Linked DNA regions of Homo sapiens: regions 1, 3, 4 and 5 are each linked to region 2. Evidence: chromatin contacts called from ENCODE Hi-C or POLR2A ChIA-PET data. All regions are on one chromosome and are shown on one strand. Each heading gives the region's core, a stretch centred on a gene start or an enhancer-like site at or near the end of the contact. The rest is flanking DNA. Distances are from core to core; before and after follow the strand shown.

The links. Hi-C counts contacts between places; a loop is a spot of excess contacts on that map. ChIA-PET counts read pairs that join two places held with the same protein, here RNA polymerase II (POLR2A). Pooled maps may share reads with other maps.
Region 1: a loop to region 2 is called in a map of natural killer cell, with 4 times the contacts of the local background. The contact joins the enhancer-like site here to the promoter of LINC00702 in region 2. A Hi-C loop is called at or near these places in 2 of 168 maps with a recorded cell type or tissue (endothelial cell of umbilical vein and natural killer cell), 2 of 37 single-sample maps with no recorded cell type and 7 of 50 pooled maps.
Region 3: a map of chondrocyte shows a loop between it and region 2 (7-fold over the local background). The contact joins the promoter of LINC00703 here to the promoter of LINC00702 in region 2. A Hi-C loop is called at or near these places in 3 of 168 maps with a recorded cell type or tissue (chondrocyte, endothelial cell of umbilical vein and heart right ventricle) and 3 of 50 pooled maps.
Region 4: a loop to region 2 is called in a map of tibial artery, with 3 times the contacts of the local background. The contact joins the enhancer-like site here to the promoter of LINC00702 in region 2. A Hi-C loop is called at or near these places in 3 of 168 maps with a recorded cell type or tissue (ascending aorta, endothelial cell of umbilical vein and tibial artery) and 9 of 50 pooled maps. POLR2A ChIA-PET finds 5 or more read pairs at or near these places in 2 of 52 experiments (AG04449 and PC-9).
Region 5: a map of ascending aorta shows a loop between it and region 2 (16-fold over the local background). The contact joins the enhancer-like site here to the promoter of LINC00702 in region 2. A Hi-C loop is called at or near these places in 5 of 168 maps with a recorded cell type or tissue (ascending aorta, cardiac septum, chondrocyte and 2 more) and 10 of 50 pooled maps. POLR2A ChIA-PET finds 5 or more read pairs at or near these places in 1 of 52 experiments (IMR-90).

What each region holds. Positions count from the first base shown.
Region 1 is chr10:4,034,045-4,036,744 of GRCh38, forward strand. All of the region lies in intron 2 of LOC107984195 (a long non-coding RNA gene), which reads left to right. Among named protein-coding and RNA genes, the nearest start is that of MIR6078, 44 kb to the left of the region's middle. Within about 2 kb of position 1,372, at least 12 of the 41 ENCODE cell types and tissues checked have a DNase peak (open chromatin) inside an H3K27ac peak, as active enhancers do; they include natural killer cell, where a contact is called at or near this core.
Region 2 is chr10:4,242,485-4,245,184 of GRCh38, forward strand. LINC00702 (long intergenic non-protein coding RNA 702) reads right to left here and starts at 1,428. Exons shown (of 3, transcript NR_108040.1): 1 at 1,339-1,428; 2 at 1,020-1,203.
Region 3 is chr10:4,382,852-4,385,551 of GRCh38, forward strand. LINC00703 (long intergenic non-protein coding RNA 703) reads left to right here and starts at 1,395. Exons shown (of 2, transcript NR_108055.1): 1 at 1,395-1,626. LOC105376372 (a long non-coding RNA gene) reads right to left here. Exons shown (of 6, transcript XR_001747337.1): 5 at 2,525-2,659; 6 at 1,363-1,592. RefSeq lists a silencer at 1,466-1,760.
Region 4 is chr10:4,058,687-4,061,451 of GRCh38, forward strand. The region is part of intron 4 of LOC107984195 (a long non-coding RNA gene); the gene reads left to right. Among named protein-coding and RNA genes, the nearest start is that of MIR6078, 69 kb to the left of the region's middle. Within about 2 kb of position 1,270, at least 6 of the 41 ENCODE cell types and tissues checked have a DNase peak (open chromatin) inside an H3K27ac peak, as active enhancers do.
Region 5 is chr10:4,497,791-4,500,564 of GRCh38, forward strand. No RefSeq gene overlaps it. Among named protein-coding and RNA genes, the nearest start is that of LINC00703, 110 kb to the left of the region's middle. Within about 2 kb of position 1,346, at least 3 of the 41 ENCODE cell types and tissues checked have a DNase peak (open chromatin) inside an H3K27ac peak, as active enhancers do; they include ascending aorta, where a contact is called at or near this core.

The DNA.
Region 1 (2,700 bases), core at 122-2,621, 210 kb before region 2:
ATCTCTGGACTTTCTCCTCCAAAGACCTGCTCCTGGAACACAGAGCCCCTCTTCTCCTTCGTATTGGGACCCGCCTGGCCTCACACTAGGAATGTCCCCTGGACAGCAGTTTGAAGGCCCTATGCTCGCTCACTGCACTAAGGATTCTTGAGCGATGGGCGACTTGGTCGACACACAACCCGGGCCCACTGTGCGGAATTGCGTCGAATAAGCTTCTCCCTGGGGCAGAGTCCCTGCCTGTCCTTGCCGCCCCCGTCCTGTTCTCGTCCCTCTATCCTCCAACCCTCCCCAAGGCCCTTTCTCCCCCTACTTCAAGGATGGGGCCCTTTTCCGAGCACTTTGCTCATTGCAAAACATAACCAAATTAAACAAAACAAAGCCCATTTTGGTTTGGGCCTCTAATGTTCTCCTAAATGCTCTCTGATTTTCCATTTGAACCCTAATTTTTCTCAGCCTATTTCTGCAATAAATTATCACTGTGTTTTGAGAAAGTGATAGATTTTGAACCCTTTGGCCCATATTCTTTAATGAATCCTCTTTTAGATTGTAGAGTTTCATCTGAGCTTCCCAATCTTAACTCCTCACTCCCCGCCTCACCCCATAGGGAAGTTAGAAGGATCCGAAGAAGTGGGTTCCTATCAGAGTCTGGCGTCTCCACTGTGGACATGCCACTTAACATCACCTGACCTCTGGATGAATCAAGTCAGTCAGCTTAGCAGGCTCTAAAGCCCCTTTAATTCAAAAACTTGGAGCCTGTATTTTCTTTTCCTTAGATGCCCATGATTTTTTTTAAAAATAGGGATTCTAGTTTTCCATCCAAGACCCTTGCACACTTCAGTACACTTAGTGTGGGGTTCACTTTCCAGACCCGGTCTCCAGGTGCTGTCTGCTTCTCCAGTCATGTTAGCCTGAAACGGCGACTGATTCATGTGCACACTTCGGCTCCCCAGGCCAGAATGCTGTCACTCTGGGGAGGAATTATGGTTTCACTTTTTGCTTCATTCCTGCTGTAGAGAACAGGCACCCATCAAAGTCCAGAGTAAACAGACACTGTTTCACGTGCAGCAGATGGAAGTCTTTATCCATGATTACTTTTGTCCTATGTCTTTCATGTCCCCCTGTTTTTTTGACGCCTCCCACTTTTCCCTTTTAAATACTCTGGGTGATGGTTAAAAGCAAGATGACTGCTGGTTTATTCGTCACACCGGAAGCAAGAAAAAGTTACATGCAGGCAAAGGAGCTGGATGCAGGATCTCATCTGAAGGACAAGATCACTTAGCCATGCACGGGCAAGAAAGAACTGAATGTTTCTGAATAGAGGAAACGTTAGTCCCGGATTTCAACCGAGAGAAGGAATGCTGAGAGTTCTTGACAGCGAGGGCTTCGGCAGGGGTGACACGCCTTTGATTTAGAATGGTTAGCACATACCCACATGCACACATGACCTGCCTTAGTTTCAGGATATGGAAACTTCTGAACAGAATTGTGGGTACAGCTGCATTTACACATATTTACTGGGCACTTATCACATATAGCAAAATATCCTGAAGAGTAAATTACAATCCTCTCCCATCTTGAAGGCACTTATGAAATTCTGTCTGTATTTACTCTTTCTTTAGGGTTAGTGAGCAGCAATGTGTTGCTGATAATTCTAATGTTGCTCCTGGAAATGTGTTATTTTAAGAGATTCACATCCTCCATGTGGGGTTGGAAACATCTGTTCAGAACAGAACGTATCAGTTAAGATTATATTTTGCTCCTCCCAGTTTGAGTCCAGATGGTTACATCTACGCGCTATGTACTACAAGTTTCAATTATCTACTGTAATTTTATTTCTTTTATTTTGTATGTCTAATGAAGCTAATATTTAAAATAACTCCTAATATATTTCTAATGTGCTAAAAGCTAAAGGTCCTTAAGTGTGTGTGTATGTGTGTGTGTGTCTGTTAAAATGTTGTAAGATTACTAGATGCTAAGAATGCCATTTTTAGGCCAGGCGCGGTGGCTCACTCCTATAATCCCAGCACTTTGGGAGGCCTAGGCAAGCGGATCACTTGAGATCAGGAGTTCAAGACTAGTCCGGCCAACATGGTGACACCTGATCTCTACTAAAAATACAAAAATTAGTGGGGTGTGGTGGTGCACGCCTGTGATCCCAGCTACTCTGGAGGCTGAGGTAGGAGAATCGCTTGAACCTGGGAGGAGGAAGTTGCAGTGAGTTGAGATTTTGCCACTGCACTCCAGCCTGGATGATAGAGACACTGTCTCTAAAATAATTAAATAAATGAATGAATGAATAAATAAATACATATTTGTAAAATGCTGTAAGATTACTGTTAAAACGTGTATAAAGCATATTATTAAAGGAAAGGTAAACATTCCCTCCGAGTGGATTTTCTAAATCCAAACAAAGTGAACTTCATCAGAAATAATAGCTTCAAGAAAGAAAATCATTTAAAATGGTGATGAATTGTTATTTAATTCAACAAAATAATACATAGTCCATCATAGAAACATATAATAAAGCGAATTTCTCATTGATCACTATTTTGAGAAAAGTGACAAAGCTATTCAAATGAATAAAAAGTATGTGAATTTTCAGGTAATTTTGTGGGAGAAAGGATGTTTCAGGATGCTTTAGAACATTGATCTCCAAATGTTTGTCACTGTTGTATCCTGTTGTTTTGCAAAATGCAAACT
Region 2 (2,700 bases), core at 178-2,677:
AAACACAATAATATTTATATTTCTTTTTGACTGAGGAAGGTCACTGTGGTGACAGTTTCAGGAGGACACCTGTATTATTCTCTTTTGTCAACAGGACTTGTAATATGAACAAAACATGCAGTCACTTCCCACCAGGATGTGTCCTTCTGGACATCAGCATACGTGCAAGATGACAATTTCAGGCAAGAATTTTTTCCTCTAATCTATGATTTAATCAGTTGGGTGTCTGGGAGTGGGTTAGAGAACATTTCTGAAGTTAAAGCTTGAATGTTTTTCATGTGGCTGGAGGTGAGGGCAGGCGTCCAGGAGACTCAGGCAGCAGCTGCATAGCTCAGTGCCTAAGTGATCTCTGCTCTTAGGAGGATCAATTGAAAGCTTAGGGGAAATAGGGCTCCCAGGAAGATGGGTGCTTAAAAATGAATACTGTAAATGTTACTCAGCATACAATTGAGGGAAAGCCATCACTCACAGGAAGTGAGCACAATTCTTTATTATCTGGGCCCTGTCACTAATGAAACATTCAGTGTAGAAGAAATCAGTCCCCTTTGAGTTTAGGCTTGTCATGATGGCTCTGGGTTTCCTTCATTCACAGCAATCACACTTAAAATGTTTACAGTCTGAAGACCTGAAAAACATGTCCACACCCTTGAATTCGTTGTAGTTACACATGAGGTCAATGTTATCCATCTTCATTTATCAAATAAAGAAATTGAAAATATAGTCTGTCAGAAAATAATTCCAATTCAGATCTTCAAGAGTTCACGTTTTATTGTCCTATTGTACTAGAGCTATTTTTGTAAAACATACATCTTTAAGCTTTCAGACAGAATCGTGAAAACGTAAACTTATCACACACAACAGCATAATATGCAATGCAGTGCAGTCTAGGATATACGCATTAGTGTCAATTTTTAATTAAAAAATGCTGAATTTTGTTTAAAAAGTTTTTTTTTTTCCTGGATCTGGAAAAGGAAATGCTTTTCTGGAGTAAAACACAGAGGATAAGGTAGAATTCTTACCTGAAGTGCCTGTAGGAGATTCCAACGTGAATGCATTTCACACGCTTTTACAAGCTACTTTCTTCTCCTTTCTTTTTTCAATCATCTTAGCAGTCATTGTTTATTTTCTGGAGATGAGTAGTTTTTATTTATACTAGAAAGCCCATAGTTTTTACATAGGTTGCCTTTCATTCTTGGTAAGACACTGAGAAAAGGAGAAAAAGAAAACTTTAGAGATAGAGCAATGGTATAATTGATTGAATGTTACGTGAACTGTCAAGATCAGAACTTTCTCATACTATCTTAGGAATAAAAATATGTTCTGGTTAGTAATCCTCACCAAGTTTGGAAGGTTAGAGGTGACTCAGCCTCCATGAATGTGGTCTGGTCTTATTTTAAGAAGGGCTTCTGAGTCATGTGGAGTTGTGTCAAACTATGTGTTATGTTATGTTATTTTAAAAAGACAGCTTGGAGAGAGGAAATTGAACTATCTTTTTTTTTTTCCAAAAAACTCTGCCCTTTAATAGAAGAAAAGGGCAAGTTATTTCCCACAAATCTCACTCTATGTAATGTAGCCTAGAATGTATTTTTACCACAGATATATTCTTAAAGTAGTTTGGCATGACCTTACTTAGAGTATTTTAAGTTTGTGACTTGAATTGTTTTTGCTTAATATTTATCCTTAGATGTGGTTGAATGCACTGTTCATAACTGAATAAATTTACTATCGATCCATTATTATCGTGATTGTTCACCTATTCAAATTGATAGCTACACAGATACATGTACTATTTTTATCAATATTCAAAATGCATAATGTTAAGTGAACTTCAATTTTCTCAACTCAGAAAAGTAGCAATAGAATAAATCTTGCCTATCTCCCTGAGTTGCAATAACATGTAATAAAATCCTTGGAAAAGTACATCAGATAATGACGGGTTCATGATGGCTCACGTTGACTGGTAATGCCATGGCTTACAATTGAGTATGAAGTCTGCACTGCGGCTCAGCTGAGGGAAAGGCACATCCAGGTGGGTGAGCAGGTCTGCTACAGGAACTCACTCTTGCATTCTAACTTCCCTGAGCCTTTGGGTATGTTTCTCGATGTTATACCAAGAACGTTCTGACATTTTAACCTCAAGTCGTATAGGTCACCTCTGGTTCCATGATTCAGCCAACCGATTGAGAAAATTATTAGTGCCATTATTAGACCCTCAAGCTAAGACACTGAATCAATAAATCCGCTTCAAAACATATACCATGATACAATTGTATATTATTTCCATCTTAATCCCACACTCTTAAGATACATTGTCATTCTTATTTCCCAGGGTTTGTTGATATTAATTGGCAGATCATGCAACTCTTTGGATGTGTATCATATCCCATCACAGGTTTGAGACTTGAGTCAACTCTAGGTCTAAAAGGAAGAAAAAGGAGTGGGAGTAGAACTTAATGAAGATTAGTAGGGCTCTCAATGCAGTACTAATGGGCGGTGGTGGGCATTAGAGATTCTTCAAGAAAAGGGAGACTAACTTCCTCAGGCACGGCTGCAGACTGCTTCTACTGGCCAAGAAGGCAAGGAAAGCTGTCAGAATTAAGGGCTCTAGGTTTCCAGATTAACTAGAATTTGCTCATATATTCCCTTCCCAAACCTCAGAATCCCACTCCTTCCCAGTAAATGTCCTAAATTTAATAAAAG
Region 3 (2,700 bases), core at 145-2,644, 140 kb after region 2:
ATCATTATTAATTGGGGACAATATTCTGACAAGAGTTCATTTTAAAACTACAAATAGAGGCAAGAATCACAGTTTCTATTGATTCAACTGCTATTACTGGGGTGGGGAATTCCCTCTCTTTAAACATGAACTTTCAATGTAAAAGGAGATCAGTGCTAATGTTTGGGAAGATCTGTTTATTTTTGACATTCCCTAGGGAGCTTTAGGAACTCTGGGCATCTCAGCCATGTATTTGTTTACCTTTGGTTTACCCAGGGAACAAAAAATCATGAAGAAATGCTGGACCAATTGTCATGGATTAATCGTTCATTAGTTACATAATTATTAGAGAAATAATCATAACACAGTAGATTTATTTCTAGAATAAATAAAAGAACATGCATTTTATATTAATTGATAGACAATATCATAGATAACACACATTAATATTCACTTCAGGTTTTATCCTGTTATTTCATTAATCTAGAAAACAAACTTTTTTTTGCTGGCTTAAAGTATCAGCTCAGTTTTTCTACTAATTTAAAATTGTACAATATCAGTACACGTATTATAATTGGTTGCCACAGGGTACAGATCACTATTTGTATGTGCAAAGTGGAAACTATAGCAAATACTAAATGCTAATATATGTGCTAAGTCTTAATTCATCATTTTATTTTGGAACAAAGGGAATCAAGGGAAATGTATTTGCCAATAAACTTTAATATATGTCTCCCTGGAGCAATGATTATAAGATTAAATTGCAGAGAAATACAATAGTATGTACACTAAGCGATTCAAAATATGTCATTCCCTACTAATTTGGTCAAAGCCAGGAATTTAGAAAAAGGAAAGATTAGTTTCTGTTGAATTTCATTTTATGCCTTATGTTAGAAATTTGTAAAACTGTCTCTTGCTGGCTCTCAGATTGTGAAATAACAATGAATGCAGCTCCAGGCAAGCTGCCTTTCAGGCAGACCTGTCAGGAGAGAGACAGACAGTTCAGGGTAATTCATTCTTGCCACCGAGTCTCAAGTGACTTGTGAAGGAATCTGGCATTTCTAAAATATAAATAGCATTAACTCACAGCAAGAAAGAGAAAGTGTTCTTCATGCTTACTGAGAGGCAAAAGATCAGCAGTGAGCAACGGAAAGCCATCATGGGGTTTAATGACAGGATTTTTAGAAAAGGGGAATTTCATAGTAACTAACTGTAAAGGACACACCTCACCAAGTCGACGGATTTCCTGAGGGTAATTGATTCCCAGTGTTTTACAAGTCCATGTTCTTCAGGATGATCTTAGTGTGCACAAAAATCATATGCAAATGAATTTTGGATCAAGATACAAAAATAAAATAAACCAGTGAAAATAAAATGAAGGGAACTAGGAAAGCGCAAAACAGACTCAAAGCCTTAATGTTTTTGCTCATTAATTCAGCATGTAACTCACATTCCAATGGAAGCAGAAGAGGTTGAGCCCACAATCAAACTGTCACTGAATTCTAAACCAAAACTGAAGTATGGACTTCTTCTCATTAGGGTCACGTTGCCAGGACTATACAATGAAATGCCTGGCCGTGAGAGTCCAGCAATTTTCTTTGCTCTCAGAGTTCCTGTTTGGAAAAGAAATCTGAGAACTTCATGGTGGTAAGTGTTATTACTTCAAGAATTCACCCCGTGGAATTCATAAATCATTGTATTTCTACTGCTGCTCTATTGAAGGACTAAGGGAAAATATGAGGAAACGTGAGTGAAAGGAGGTGTTAAGGAGGGTTTCCTTCTTTTCTTCTTTCCCTCTTTTTTGCTGCTGTTAATTTACATAGGATCATATGCTAGAACTGTTTCCCATTTGGGTTTTATTTCGCAGAGCCTACTGAGGAAAACATTAAAACATGCTTTAAACAGGTATTTGTCAACAGGAAAGACCAACAAGATAGGAAACGAATGATGTCCACTTAGCACCTATTTGTCACTGTGTCAGGGTAGGAATTGTCTTGGTCTTGTCCCTGGACATCTGTGGGTTGGTCGTTTTATTCAAATCTTTTTCCTACTGATTTCACACTGTTTTTTGGGTGTCATCACATTTTTAATATCAACAGGGTCCATGGCTTGGGATGCTTGACCACCATCAAAAGATCAATATATATGCATGAAGCCAGTCTTGTTAGACTATAGCCTGCCAGGCTATGAGACTCATGATTTCCCATCTCCCAGAGGTTAGAAGCTTTGGTGATCTTAGCATGGGCATAAACCCAGCCACTTACAATCTGTCCCCTGTTCATTTTTTAGGACTTTTATTTATTCTATGATAATATGTTCTGTTAGGCCAATATGCTTTATTATATCTCTTTGATGTCAACACAGCCTATAATCATATAGAGGCAAGGAAACGCCGCTAGATGATGTTCTATTCAGATGTAATGTGGATCAGATGGTGACATTTTATTCTTACTGCATTTGCTACCAACATGACACATGGTAGAAGTACATCCCCCATCTTCCTTGGATCTTATCGCAGGCCTTCCTACCTGACTGTGACTCTCACCTTCCTCACCTGCCTTCCTCTAGAGATGAGTGAGATGGCCAAATGGCCAGCAGCCCTGTTCCCATGGCAACACCTTTCCCAGTGCAAAAGAAGTTTGTGATTTGTGGTTCTCCCTGCTGTTGATGAGGCCTGAAACTGAATGAGATTTCATTTCTTAGACTTGAATAAATTGTATT
Region 4 (2,765 bases), core at 20-2,519, 180 kb before region 2:
ATGATTGGGCTCAAGCTAAACTCAGTCGTCTTTGATTTGGTTGCATGCGGAGCCAGTGCCATCCATGCCACTCAGCTTCAGATTGTTTCTAAGTATCCCTGAAAAACATCAGGCACACACAGAACCACTACCTTACCCTTGGGGTTTGTCAACTCACAGACCTACTGCTTTACACAAAGAAGGTGGTTAAACATGCATTTCTTTTAAAGGCATATTTGGTCCCTCTAAAACAGCGCAATAAAATTGCACAATCTAAAGGAAGGAACAGTTTGTTTTGCCCTTTTTATTGCCAGTTAAATGCCAGTAGACTCTTAAAGTAACAGCAACCCGTGTAAAGGGGAAAAAAAAAAGCAAATAAAATTTTTATGAGTTAAAAATAAACCTAATGCTCTTTCCTCTTCCATAGTTTTACAAAACTTTCTATACCTTTTGGCAGAAGGAACTACATATAATATATAATATTTTTGCTCTGCAAATACCAGCAAGGCATCATATAAAATTATAGCTGTAGGAATGGAGATGCTGTAAAACCAAACAGGGAAAAAGAACATTTTCATACAGAGTAACACAGTTGATGTTATTTTCACTCTAACAAAGCAAAATTTATTGTAAGAGTAAAAGAAGCTGGGTGTGGTGGCTAACGCCTATAATCCCAGCACCTTGGGAGGCCGAGGTGGGCAGATCACTCAAGGTCAGGAGTTCAAGACCAGCCTGGGCAACATGGTGAAGCCCTGTCTCTACTAAAAACACAAAAATTAGCCAGGTGTGGTGGCTCATGCCTGTAATCCCAGTTACTCAGGAGACTGAGGCAGGTGAATTTCTTGAACCCAGGAAGCAGAAGTTGCAGTGAGCCAAGATCGTGCCACTGTACTCCAGGCTGGGCCACAGAGCAAGACTCTGTGTTTAAAAAAAAAAAAAAAAAGAAAGAAAGTGGCGTTGGCTGTATGCTTTATTTTGCTTGTATAAAACCTCTTAAAAATAGCATTCATTATAGGTGGCTCTTATTTTTAAACAGAGCAGTTGCTTCTTCTGTTCTGTGTCTGATTTAACACCTGAACGCCTTGTGACCCTTTTCAAGCATTTTAGCTGTAATGGTGCATCGGAGCCATCTGGAAGCCCAAGGGATTCTGATCCAATTGGCCTGAGGTGCCTCCGGGGTCTTTTCTTCCAGGAGTTTTCAAAGCTCCCCAGGTGACTGACGGGTAGCCAAAGTTGAGAACCACAAGTTAGATGACATCTAACCACAGCTTAGATGAGCAGGGATGCACAAAGTCAGTGGTAATGTGGAACGTCCGCCAAGAGGAAGCTACACCTCAGTCGTTAATGTCTAGTCTCCTTCCTGTTGCCCTGAGTTTAACTAGCTGTGATGCTACTCTTGACCACCTGGCCCAGGGCACCACCCTCCTTCCACCAACCCTAAATTTCACCTGAAGGGACCAGAGTAACGACGGTTTGGGAGTGGCGAGACAGGAACAGGGGAAAGGGACTCTTTTGATTTCCATTTTTTTCCCATCTTAAATGCTGACATATGCTCCAGAAAGTTTGTGTTGGTCTCCAAACACCAGCCAGAAGGGTTGCTTTAGCGTCGATGGCCTTGAGTTTCTGTTTGTTTCATTTTGTGTGTCCAGCATATCTTCTTTCGTGCATCAACAATTGTGTATAGCTTGCCTTAGGCTGAGCAGCAGGAGTGACAGACTTTTTTGGGGGGTGGGGGGCGTGCATCGGGGAAGAAGGGGAACCAAGAAGATGGGAAGGAGCCTGCAGAGGGTGTTTGGCTGGCATCACTTAGGCTAACCTTACCCAGGGCCAAAGATGTGGCACAGGCTGGCACAGAGTTGGAAGCTGATGCATGTTCATTATTTACCCTCAGCTAATGTCCAGTGCAGCTGCTGACATCTAGCACAGCTCGGCAAATCAAGCTGGCCAGAGATGGAAAATATTCTTACCCAAAACTTGATGGAATGCTAAGGGTGTCCCGGCATATTATCTGGAAAAATGTCATGGAAGGACTAGAAATTAAGCTGGATAAGGAAGACCTGATCCCTCCAGCTTAGAAACCTTACCTATTCAAAATAAGAGCTGCTGTTTCCTGTTGGATTCATAGACTATAATAATAATTTGTAATAATTTAGTTATAGTAATAGTTTCTTGTTACTATAATAATTATTTGTGAGAATTTGCTGGTAAACAGTAATTTTGTATTAGATAGTAATAATTAATTTATATTATGGTAAATCTAGAAATTACTAAATTTTATAAATAATTAATAAAAACTGAACCCCAAATTAGAACAGTGATGACAAAAGTAATAACGATAATCACAACAGTGTATATATAATATATATATATTTCCACATATAACTATATGGAGTTATCTTTATTATTCAGTTGCTCATGTATTTATCTGACTGTTTATTAATTACCTGGCTTCTAGGTGTTAAGCACTTTGTTATATGTTAAGTATACAACAATAAAGAAACAGATAGGGTCTCCATCCTCAGTAATTTGGTAGACTAGTGAGAGACAGGCATTAAACAATTAAAAATTCAAGGGTATATATTATGGCAAAAATGTGTTAAGGAAAAGAACTGGGACATGAGATAATTTATCCAAATTCCTACTTGGGTTCCAGTGATCTGAGGATACCCTTTAAGACCTTTAAGAAAATGACATTTAAACAGAATCCTGATTGATGGGCAAGAATCATTTTGGTTAAGAAATGGAAGGAGTTCATTTTATGCAGGAAGGGGAATGTGCAATGAGGT
Region 5 (2,774 bases), core at 96-2,595, 260 kb after region 2:
AACACCAGGCTACGAGATGCTTTCCTATATAACCAAGGTATAGATAGGTTAACTATTCTATAGACTCATCTACCTGGGAATTTTATAAGAATTTAACAGAACACATTCAATGAAGTATGTCTGTCTTCCTACAGGTAAATTGACCCTATTCTTTATATTCTGGTTTAAAATTAAGAGTATAATTTTCCACTAACCTCCCAAAGTAGGTCTCAAAGGTGTTCCTGGGTCTTTCATCTCCCTGTTCTCAAATATTATTACTTCCTTTTATTCTGTAAGTAAAATCGTCCTGGACTTACTCTCAAGTGTAATTTTAAAAATCACTCATTTCTGCTGTGACAAGTAGCTGGGACCTGAGTACCTTCCCTAGGAATTCATTTTTTATATTTCTGCCACAGTTAACTTCTTTTAAATGTCATGATATCCATCTTTAATAAGTTGTATTATGGAGAACATGGCAAGAATGTGGCCAGAAGGATGAAGCAATTGGAAATTGAGGCACTGAGGAAGGGTTAAGACATGCAAGTTTTTGGCATGGAGAAGAGAAACCTGGAGAGGGGAACATGCGGTAGTTGTTTGTCATCAAGCACGAGGAAAGTGTCATAGGAAAGAGTCCTCAATCTGTGTGTCCCAAAAAGTAAACTCAGAAGTCACTGAGGGAGGCAATAGCAAAAATGAGTTTGGTTTTGTGCCAGGGGGACCCTCCACTGAAGCAACTCAGATGTGGATGGAGCTGCCTTGACGCTGGAGGTAGGTAGAGCACTGGAGATCACCCAAGGTGTCATTTTAAAAGGAATTCTAGCTGTTAAGAAGCGCTGGGCTGGAGGATCTTTAAAGACCTGTTAAATGGAGGATTCTACCATTCTCTGAAATGAATGTTCTCTACAAACCTATCATTCTTCCCTAGTGTTCATGTTTTTCCCAGTGACTGAGTTTTGCAAGCCAGTAACACTAAAGAAGAAACATTTATATTCTCTTTCGCAGTAGAGTTATGTTGAATAAAAGGCCTCAATGCTAACAGAGAAAATATGTGCTTTCTACTTTGGTACACACAGAGAGCTCATTAGTTCTAAATTTAGAAGTAAGCTTTAGTTTTGGAGGGACTCCAAGTTTGACTAATACATTTGACGATGTCCTTGTTAGAAAAAAAAATACCATGATGGAGAATTCTATTTTTCTAGGTTGGTATGTGTGGATGGAGAGGGAAAAACACATGCTCTTTTCTATGCGCTAATTCCATCTGTTCACAATTATTGAGTAGGTGTGCCAATTGAATGATGCTCAGTACACAGTAGGTAGGCAACGGGTGCTTTTAGTCTGACAGTATTTATAGTTCCTACTTGGCAGAGGTAAATCACTTAGCTAATTCTCAGAGCGTCTTGATTTAAACCAACTGCTCTATTTTTCTCCAGGGCAAGCTGCCTGGTAATGAGACACTGGTCAACCACAAGGCGTCATTTTGTTTCAGCAAAGTCTATTGAGCACCGATTAGGTGTAAGTAAACAAAGATAAACATAAGGAAATTAAAAAATAAGTAAGCAAAGGTAACCAAGATGCTGCATTTAAGAATCTGCTCTCAAGGAACTTGGTCTTGGCAGAAAGACACGTTTGAATAAGTAACTTAGTATCATTATCAGTGCTCAAAAAGCCTGTTATTTAGCATAATTTTTCTCTAGGAATCTTAAAAAACCACTGTATAGATAGTTCAAAATTCTCTAAACTACCTTGCTTAAAAGCATTCAATAACTTTAAATAAAGTATTTCAGTGTAGAGTAGTACTTTACCACATATTTTTCTCTCCATGAATATCAAAATAAATAAAAATAATTTGTCAGAAGCTTTATGTATTTTAAAATTAATAATAAAAATATTAAATATCAAATATATGGGTTTAATATGTTTAAAATATTAATTTTTAATTCTATCCCCCAAAATCATGACATTGTTTCCTATATGGAATTCTAAACCACAGTGATGTTCCCGTCATAATTCATTAGGCTAGCTCTCCCTCCACCGTTGACAGCAGCAGGAGGACACCAGCAGGGAGAAGTGGCAACGTGGAATGGTCAACTACACACGTATGCCTCTGGTGCCCACTCCTGCACCCTCTGATGAGGAGAAGCTGGGTGAAATAGTGGGACAGGTGATATTTAGTTACAAGCTAAATAACCACTGGCATCACCCTAGGATGTCACCATAACATGTTTTCCTCTTCCTCATCTCTCTGACTCTCTTGTTAACTTGATTGTAAAGTGGATGGACATCCCATTAGAACTCTGATTTACAAACTAATATTGACAGAAACTTTTTTCACACTGTACTAACTCAGACACACAGGCAGTTGTGTTTTAGATGCTGTTAATTTGTTAGAAAGAGAGTTGGCAATGGTGGTGACCCTGGATCACTACACTGAAACAGGAAAAGACAAAAAAAATCTAGAGATAAGTAAAAAGAATAAATATTCATGTACACTATATTTTTTCCTAAAAAAGAAAACACTTAACAGTTTGATAGGCCTACATGGAATTGACCTTCTAATATGTGGCTAATCATCATTTAATAATACTTAGAAACTAAAAATACTAATGAATCATTGAATGTCTCTCCATCTATTCAAATCTGTAAGTTCCTTTAATACATAAAGGGTTTTTCCCTAGGGAGGCTTTTGACTTCTTTCTTTAGTCAATTCTTTAAAATGTTACAGTTTTTACCATGAATGCAAATATCTTATATACTATTTTATTTTCTAACTTTTTACTGTTAGTGAAGATAAATAT